Regions from separate parts of the Homo sapiens genome. Here region 2 is linked to region 1. The links are chromatin contacts, found by Hi-C or POLR2A ChIA-PET in ENCODE. All regions are on one chromosome and are shown on one strand. The core of a region is the stretch at or near the end of the contact, and the rest is flanking DNA. Distances in the headings are between cores, read along the strand shown.

Region 1 (3,612 bases), core at 705-3,204:
CAATCAGGGCCCAGCAAAGTTTTCAGCTGTCAGAGTCAAGGGGAGACTGAGAAAATGCAGAGGAGAGATGGCAAAGAAAAGAAAAAAAGGAATGAGCAGGAAGAGGAAAGGGAAAGAATAGGAGGGCAGGTCATTGCATTTCTTGTGTGCAAGAAACCTGTCTTATGCCCGTAAGTGAATGTCATTTGAGAAGCAAAAATTCATTTGACTCTCAGAGGGATGAGAAACTGTGTAAGGACAAGTGGTAGAGTGTTATTGCAGAGATTCCAGTGTGTTCTTTGGCAATACCGTCACGTTCATGGATACGATGGAAGGTAGATATTTGTTTAGCACCTACTATGTTTCAGGCACTGTTGAGAACAGAAAGAAATGTATTCTGCTATCTTCTATGGCAGCCTCTAATGCTTCAGTTTACTGGCCAATAGGTGTGATCAGGGGCAGATCCAGCTTTTGTGTGGCATGAAGTTTATGGTTTTTTTTTTTTTTTTTTTGAGGCGAAGTTCTTTAAGAAAAAGAATTTAAATTTTAAAAATTCAAGAATAAGTCCAGAGCCTTAAAAGGAGCCTGTGCTTTTGAGAGGTGCTGAAGCTTGAGCTTTGTTTGCTTCATAGTAAATCCATCTCTGGCTGTAGTGATAGTTCATCGATTACTTTAATATAAACGTGCCACCATGCTGCCTCACAAACGTTCATTTTGGAAATCAGGGAAGGAAAGGGATGGGATGGAGCTGAAGTGGGAAAGTCAAACAGCTCCAGTGAATCCCCATGGCTCTAATTTAATAATAGAGCAAAAGACCGATTCTTAAATGAGTTTATTTTTATTCCCTTTTGCTAAAAATTTCAGTTTTGTTAAAATGGTTAGAAAAGAAAAGGTTTTATTTTAAGTGCAAACAAACAAATAACCCTGGATCTACATACAAACTCTTTCCGGTGTGGAGGACTCTCCTAGGTTTCCAGTCAATGTGTTGCTGTTGCCAGGGTGATAAGCTCTGTGCTTCTGGTGTTAGACTAAAAATTCCTCCAAAATATTTTATAATCTGGTGATATTGGGCTTTGACTAGATCTGATAGATATGGGGGTGAGCGGGATTCTGAGGAATTCTCTCCCAGCACTCCTGTGTCTCTTGCATTTTACTGTGTATCAGAGCCACTTGGGGAGCTTATGAAACTCTTTTTCCTGGCTATTACTCCCAGGAATTCTAATGCAGGGGGACTGCTGTACAGACCAGGAGACTCCAATGCAGTCAACTCCCAGATTGCTCTGGCTAAAATCTCCTCTATTAACAACCCTGCTCTATGTAGGAGGAATTATAAACATACTCAGCAAAAGGGGAAAGTGAGGCACGGGAAAGCAAAACAACTTGCTTCAGTTCCCTTCACAAGTTTATGTCCGAACAGAATATTTTGGCTTCAAGAAGTCCTGGCAAAGGCCACATACTGGGAAAAAGAGCATATTTCTGGAAGGGAGAACAGTCTAGCAAACATACAGATTTGCTAGGGAAGGGGGTAGTCGCAGTGGAATGGTGTGTGTTGATTTTAATAGACAAAGGGATTAGAACGAATAAGGTAGGCAAGAATTAGTGAACACCACAGAGACTTTTAAAAAGGACTTTGTGAGTGTTGGCAAGAGAAAAAAAAAATAGAGATTTTGTAAGAAGGGAGGGCCTCAGCGCATGGAAGGCTATGTCACAAACAAGGAACAGAATTTGATGTCTGAAGGGGTAGGGAAGGATTTGCACAGTCCCCCGCAGATCACAGGCCCTCAATCAATGTTTGTCGAAGGAATTTGCAAAGGAGGCCGAGTACTAATGTTGCCTCGATTTGATAACTACCATTTTCCTGGTTGCCATGTTCCTGGTGTGGGATGTCAGCCAGGAATCCAATAAGCAGAAACAGACAATGTGAGGTAATGCCAGAGAGGTTGGACTCTGGTTAAGACTGCCAGAGACACAGGCCCAGTAGTAAAACTAGCCTGAGAGGGTGAAGGTGACTGACTCTTTAGAGACACTTCTCCAATCATCTGGGGTGTGGGAGTGGGGATGGGGAGGTGTGCCCATGTGAGGGAAGGAGTGATTTCATCTATTTAATGAAAAATGACCTGAACGTTTCTCTGAACCTGGAAACTCCCCATCTAACTGGGGCCAAGGAAAACAGGATTAGGTCTTGTTTCTTCTACAATGGCTTTGCGTCTGCTTAGAATGAGTTAAACTGGAGGGAGCAGAAAAATCATCCCCTTTCATTGTCTCTACAGAGAAATCTGGAAGGCTCTGAATCATTTAATGGGTTAATACGACAGGCTTCTCTCTGGTTCCCTGTAGACACTGATTTTCTCTGGCTTCCTTTGCTTTTTAAGTGGATACTCCATTTCTTGGGTATGTGTTCATAGGAACGGAAAGTTTGCCATATTAAAACCAGATAAGCAAGTCACCCCTCTGGCATTCTGTCTACTGACAAGCTCCTGATTTCAGGTCTAATATTCCCTGTGACCTCCACAAGGGACAGCTTTTGCCCTGAAGCATGAGGTCATGAAAACCACAACAAACATTTTTGCCAGAGTGAGCAACTACTGACATGTAATTTTCTGTGTGATCTATTGGAGTGGCACTTTTCAAGATTTTTCTGCCTAGATTTTTGGAGATACAGTCTTTTCCTCAGCTTGTTTTCTAGGATTGCCAAAGGTGCTGATAAAAAACAAAAACATCACAGCAATCAGCACTCCACAATGTCTTTTGTGCTCAAATTTGCCAAATCATCCAACAGGAGAACTGGGTGAATAAATCCACAGGGCCACTTTCTTTTTAATGCAATGTATATTTATTGTAAACAATAATATACAAAAAAAAAAAAGAGAAAGAAAAAGGGAAAGGTAAGTTTCACGGAGAGAACAAAAGGTTTGGGGCTGGGAGGGAAACAAGTGAAACAAACAAAACACGAACACAAACCAAAGCTTTTACCTAAAGACAAAATATGATTTAAATGCCAGGTTTCTTAAGTTACAGAAGTATCTTTTTAAAAAGATCTGCTTTTATACAGAAATTGAAGGATGCCATATTATGAGTGCTTTAAGATTTTATTCTACTGACTTCTAAAACTGTTAATATATCTTTTTTTAAATAAAAAAAAAAGTTTGCTGTCTTTTTTAAAAAGCAATCCTCAAACTCTCTAGCCACAGCAGTAATTAAGATTAAGGTCTGTCAGTGGGCTGATCCCCTCCAGGTAGCCTCCCTCACTCCAAGAGAAGATGCAGAGAAATATGGATGACACATGCTTGCATTGTTTTTGTGTCAAAACACACACACACCCACACACACACACAATATAAGGCAGCCCAAAGGTCTGTGGCAGAAAACACTGCAAATGACTCAGTGATACACTACATTTGCAATCTCTCATTTATACAAAAAAAGAAACAAGTTTCCAGTTTGTTTTCAACAAAAACAACAAAGAAAAAAGGGATGGACAAAAAGGCATTTATACAAATCTAGGGTGAGGAATACAAAGAAACTTGCTTTTAATAATAAAAAAAGATTAAAGAGATAAATAAAAAAAAACTGGTTACAGTTAAGAACATAATTTAACAACAGATGACCATACCCTTTGAGGAAAGCTCCAAC
Region 2 (3,612 bases), core at 773-3,272, 530 kb before region 1:
GTGAGGATAGTGATTCTCCTTCAGGAGAGGCCCATGAGGAGCAGGAGCCCAGGATTGAGGGGGTCTCAGGGTGCTGGTGATGTTCCGTTTCTTGATCGGGATGTGGGTTTCATGGGTTTGCTTAGTTTCTGAAACGTTATCCTGTACAACGCAGGCGGATCTGCTCTTTTCTGAACATACATTCAACTGCAGTAAAATATCTTTTTAAAAAGGTAATGGGAAGATACTCTTTTCCCAAAAATATGACTCCTCCCTAGGAACTGAAATCCTACCTTTAGAGAGTTGTCGGTTTCTGCTCAAACGTGTTGTTTGTAAAATTTCAAATATGTTAAGGAGAATTAACAAATTAAACTGCCAATGGGCTAATGGCCATTAAATTAGTAGCTAAGAAGGCATAGCTTGGTTGTGCCTGTTTGGGGACTTTGTGTAAATAGGACTGTACAACACTTACTATTTTGTGTCTAGTTTTTCTCACTCAGAATTGTGTCTGTGACGTGGCTCCAGACTCACACAGAGGTATAAACCTTTCATTCTTATTGCCACACAGTATTCCATTGTGTGAATAGAACACAAGGAATAAAATGAGTTTATTTTACTCATTCTGTTGTAGAGGGGCACTTGCATGGTTTCCAGTTTATGACTATTATTGATAGCACTGCCATGAATAACAGCACTCCCAGGATGTGTGTGCCTGTCTTTCTTTCTCTCTTTCTCTTTCTTTCTCTCTTTCTTCTCTTTCTTCCCTCCTTCCTTCCTTCCTTTCTTTTCTTTTCCTTCCTTTCCTTCCTTTTTTTCTTTTTTCTTTCTCTCTCTCTCTTTCTTCTCTTTCTTCCCTCCTTCCTTTTCTTTTTCTTTTCCTTCTTTTCCTTCCTTTTTCTTTTCTTTTTTCTTTTTCTTTCTCTCTTTCTTCTCTTTCTTCTCTCCTTCCTTCCTTCCTTTTCTTTCCTTTTCCTTCCTTTCTTTCCTTTTTCTTTTCTTTTCTTTTTTCTTTTCTTTCTTTCTCTCTTTCTTTCTCTTTCTTCTCTTTCTTCCCTCCTTCCTTCCTTTTCTTTCTTTTCTTTTCCTTCCTTTCCTTCCTTTTTCTTTTTTTTCTTTTCTTTCTTTTTCTTTCTTTCTCTTTCTTTTTCTTTCTTCCCTCCTTCTTTCCTTTTCTTTCTTTTCTTTTCCTTCCCTTCCTTTTCTTTCTTTTCTCTCTCTCCCTCTCTCTTTCTTTCTTTCCTCTTTTCTTTCTTCCTTTCCTCTTTTCTTTCTTCCTTTCTTTTCTTTCTAAAAAAAGGCCTCATTCTGTTGGCCAGTCCAGGCTGGACTGCCATGGCTCCATCATAGTACTACAGCCTCAAACTCCTGGGCTCAGGCAGTCCTCCCACCCATCTCCTGAGTTGCTGGGATTACAGGCGCGAACCACTGCGCCCAGTTTAAGATGTGTCTTTTGATGGCTACAGAGGCACATTGCTCTCAGATGTGTGCCCCCACCACATTGTATGAGGCAGCCTCATACTTGGCTAGCCCATAGGATTGGTTTGCTTTGCTGGGACACTTAGCAGGTGAAGGTCTTCAGAGCATTCCTCTGGGAGTCAGTGATCCCATAGAAATGTGGGCGGTTTGTCTACACTTCTGCAGGGAGAAGTGCACAGTGGTGGCCTGAATCACCCTCAGCCACCACCCTGCCTTCCGGCTGACTTCCTTGGGCTCTTCCTCACCCCCTCGAAGGAAGGCAGCAGACTGTAAGGGAATGGATGGGTCATCTCATCTCGCCAGCCTGCACCAAGAAGTTTCCGAGAACTGCACCAAGAGGGTGGGGGAAGATCCCTTGCGTGCTAAGCCAGCTCCTCTGAGCAGGTAGGGCCGGGCAGCCCTGCGGGGAGTACCCAGCCCCTTCCCACCTGCAGGCTCATCAAACACCTCGACAGGCTGCCCTAGTGGGAAGCCGGTGATGTCATCTCCAGGCCTGAACAATCAGGCCTTTCACGGCAAGATGATAACAATCAAAACAGTATGTAAGGGCCTGCCACACAAGAACACACACGCTCATCGCACATGGGAGGATCTGAAAGCCGGGGTGAAGCAGGGCTTGTCAGGGATATGCCATTCTCCTTTCATAATCAACCGGCCAGGGAATATAGCCTGGAGAGCAAGGCTGCAGGTTGCCGTCCCTTCGCTTGCCAATTCTCAGAGAAACCCATGACTCTCTCCACTACCTCTCCTGAGAGCGTGCACCTCGAACCCCAGAACTACACCCCAGGCTGAGCAGCAATCTGCGCTCAAGCAGGAGTGTCCCACTGCACAACTCCAGGGGGCGCCATGGTCAGAGAACACAAGGTGAAAAGTACCCCTGGAATTGTGCAACAGTGAGCTTTGAGAGTGACCACTGGCTTTGGACTAAGGGAGCTGAGGCCTGGTGGTTCTCAAAGGTGGTTGCTCAGCCCCAAATCTGTCGTGCCATAGCTAAGTTCCCTAGAAGCCTGCACTCCACTGAGGCTAGAAATTCTCAAATGAGATGCGTGAGATCAGGTGTTCTCCACACTCAGTCTGAGCAGTTTTTGTCGTCCAGCTATTTGCTAAGGAAGCAAGCTCATCTAACATGTTTACTCAAGGTCAGTGGGTCTCAATCAGGGTTGGTCCCCTCCCCCTCCCCGGAGACATTTGGCCATGTCTGGAGACGTTTTGGTTGTCACAGCTGAGAGGTTGTTGCTGGCATCTAGCAGATAGGAGCCGAGGATGCTGGTAAGCATCCTACACTGCACAGAACCAGGCCCCCACAACAAGGAACTCACGGTGTGAAATGTCAGTAGTGGTGAGGTTGAGAAATCCCGCTGTGGATGGCACGTTCCACTCCATTAAACCCTGCAGGTCTCTGGCTCGAAACCCCCTGAGTCTGGCCTGCCCTCCCTGTTGACCAGAAGAGGCCAGAACCTCAGCTCACTAGCCAAGTGGGTGTCGGGCAGCGTCCGCCCCTATCTCCATATGGTTCGATGGGTCTGCATGAGGCCCAGAAAACCCGGTATGTGTACACAGTAGCAGTTAGGAGGCCCTGCTCTGTCACTTCCCAGCTCCACAACCTTCAGGGCCAGTTATTTAACTCCTTGAGCATCAATTTCTCCATCTGTAAAATGGGAATAATGGTGAAAGCTGCTCATGAGGTGGTTGAGGGGCAAGGCATGTTGTTACATGTAATATGCTTACAAGCACGCCCAGCACGTAGTAATACTCAATAAATAACAGCAGTGGTTATCGTCATTTTTATTCTAGCCGGAGGACCTCGGGCTGCCTCTGATGGGTGCGGTAATGAAAGACTTGAGCTGGTTTCAACCGCAGGCGGTTGCAGTGGGGTCTCCAGTGCTGTGCACAGCTCCTGGCACATGCTCTGTGCTGCTGCTGACACGAGCTGGAAGCATTTCCCAAGCTCAAGGCCTGAGACATTGAGGTTTGAGTGGAGATGGCTAATAAATGAATTTCAAGGGAACACCCCTGAGTAACTCACTCAGCACAGGCATCTGCCTCCCAAAGATAGTATAGGGACCCCTGGGGTGGTACTTCGCACTCCGGCCTTGGAAAACACCTGAGGTATGGCTGGGGTGTTTAACACTCAGGTTTTCCCTAAAAATCCAGCAG

Evidence for each region. Hi-C counts contacts between places; a loop is a spot of excess contacts on that map. ChIA-PET counts read pairs that join two places held with the same protein, here RNA polymerase II (POLR2A). Pooled maps may share reads with other maps.
Region 2: a map of Calu3 shows a loop between it and region 1 (11-fold over the local background). The contact joins two enhancer-like sites. A Hi-C loop is called at or near these places in 1 of 168 maps with a recorded cell type or tissue (Calu3) and 1 of 50 pooled maps. POLR2A ChIA-PET finds 5 or more read pairs at or near these places in 1 of 52 experiments (WTC11).

The regions. Positions count from the first base shown.
Region 1 is chr17:72,125,598-72,129,209 of GRCh38, reverse strand. It overlaps SOX9 (SRY-box transcription factor 9), which reads right to left. Exons shown (of 3, transcript NM_000346.4): 3 at 2,794-3,612. Among named protein-coding and RNA genes, the nearest start is that of SOX9, 6.4 kb to the right of the region's middle. Within about 2 kb of position 1,954, at least 12 of the 41 ENCODE cell types and tissues checked have a DNase peak (open chromatin) inside an H3K27ac peak, as active enhancers do.
Region 2 is chr17:72,659,926-72,663,537 of GRCh38, reverse strand. The region is part of intron 7 of SLC39A11 (solute carrier family 39 member 11); the gene reads left to right. Among named protein-coding and RNA genes, the nearest start is that of LINC00511, 21 kb to the right of the region's middle. Within about 2 kb of position 2,022, at least 4 of the 41 ENCODE cell types and tissues checked have a DNase peak (open chromatin) inside an H3K27ac peak, as active enhancers do.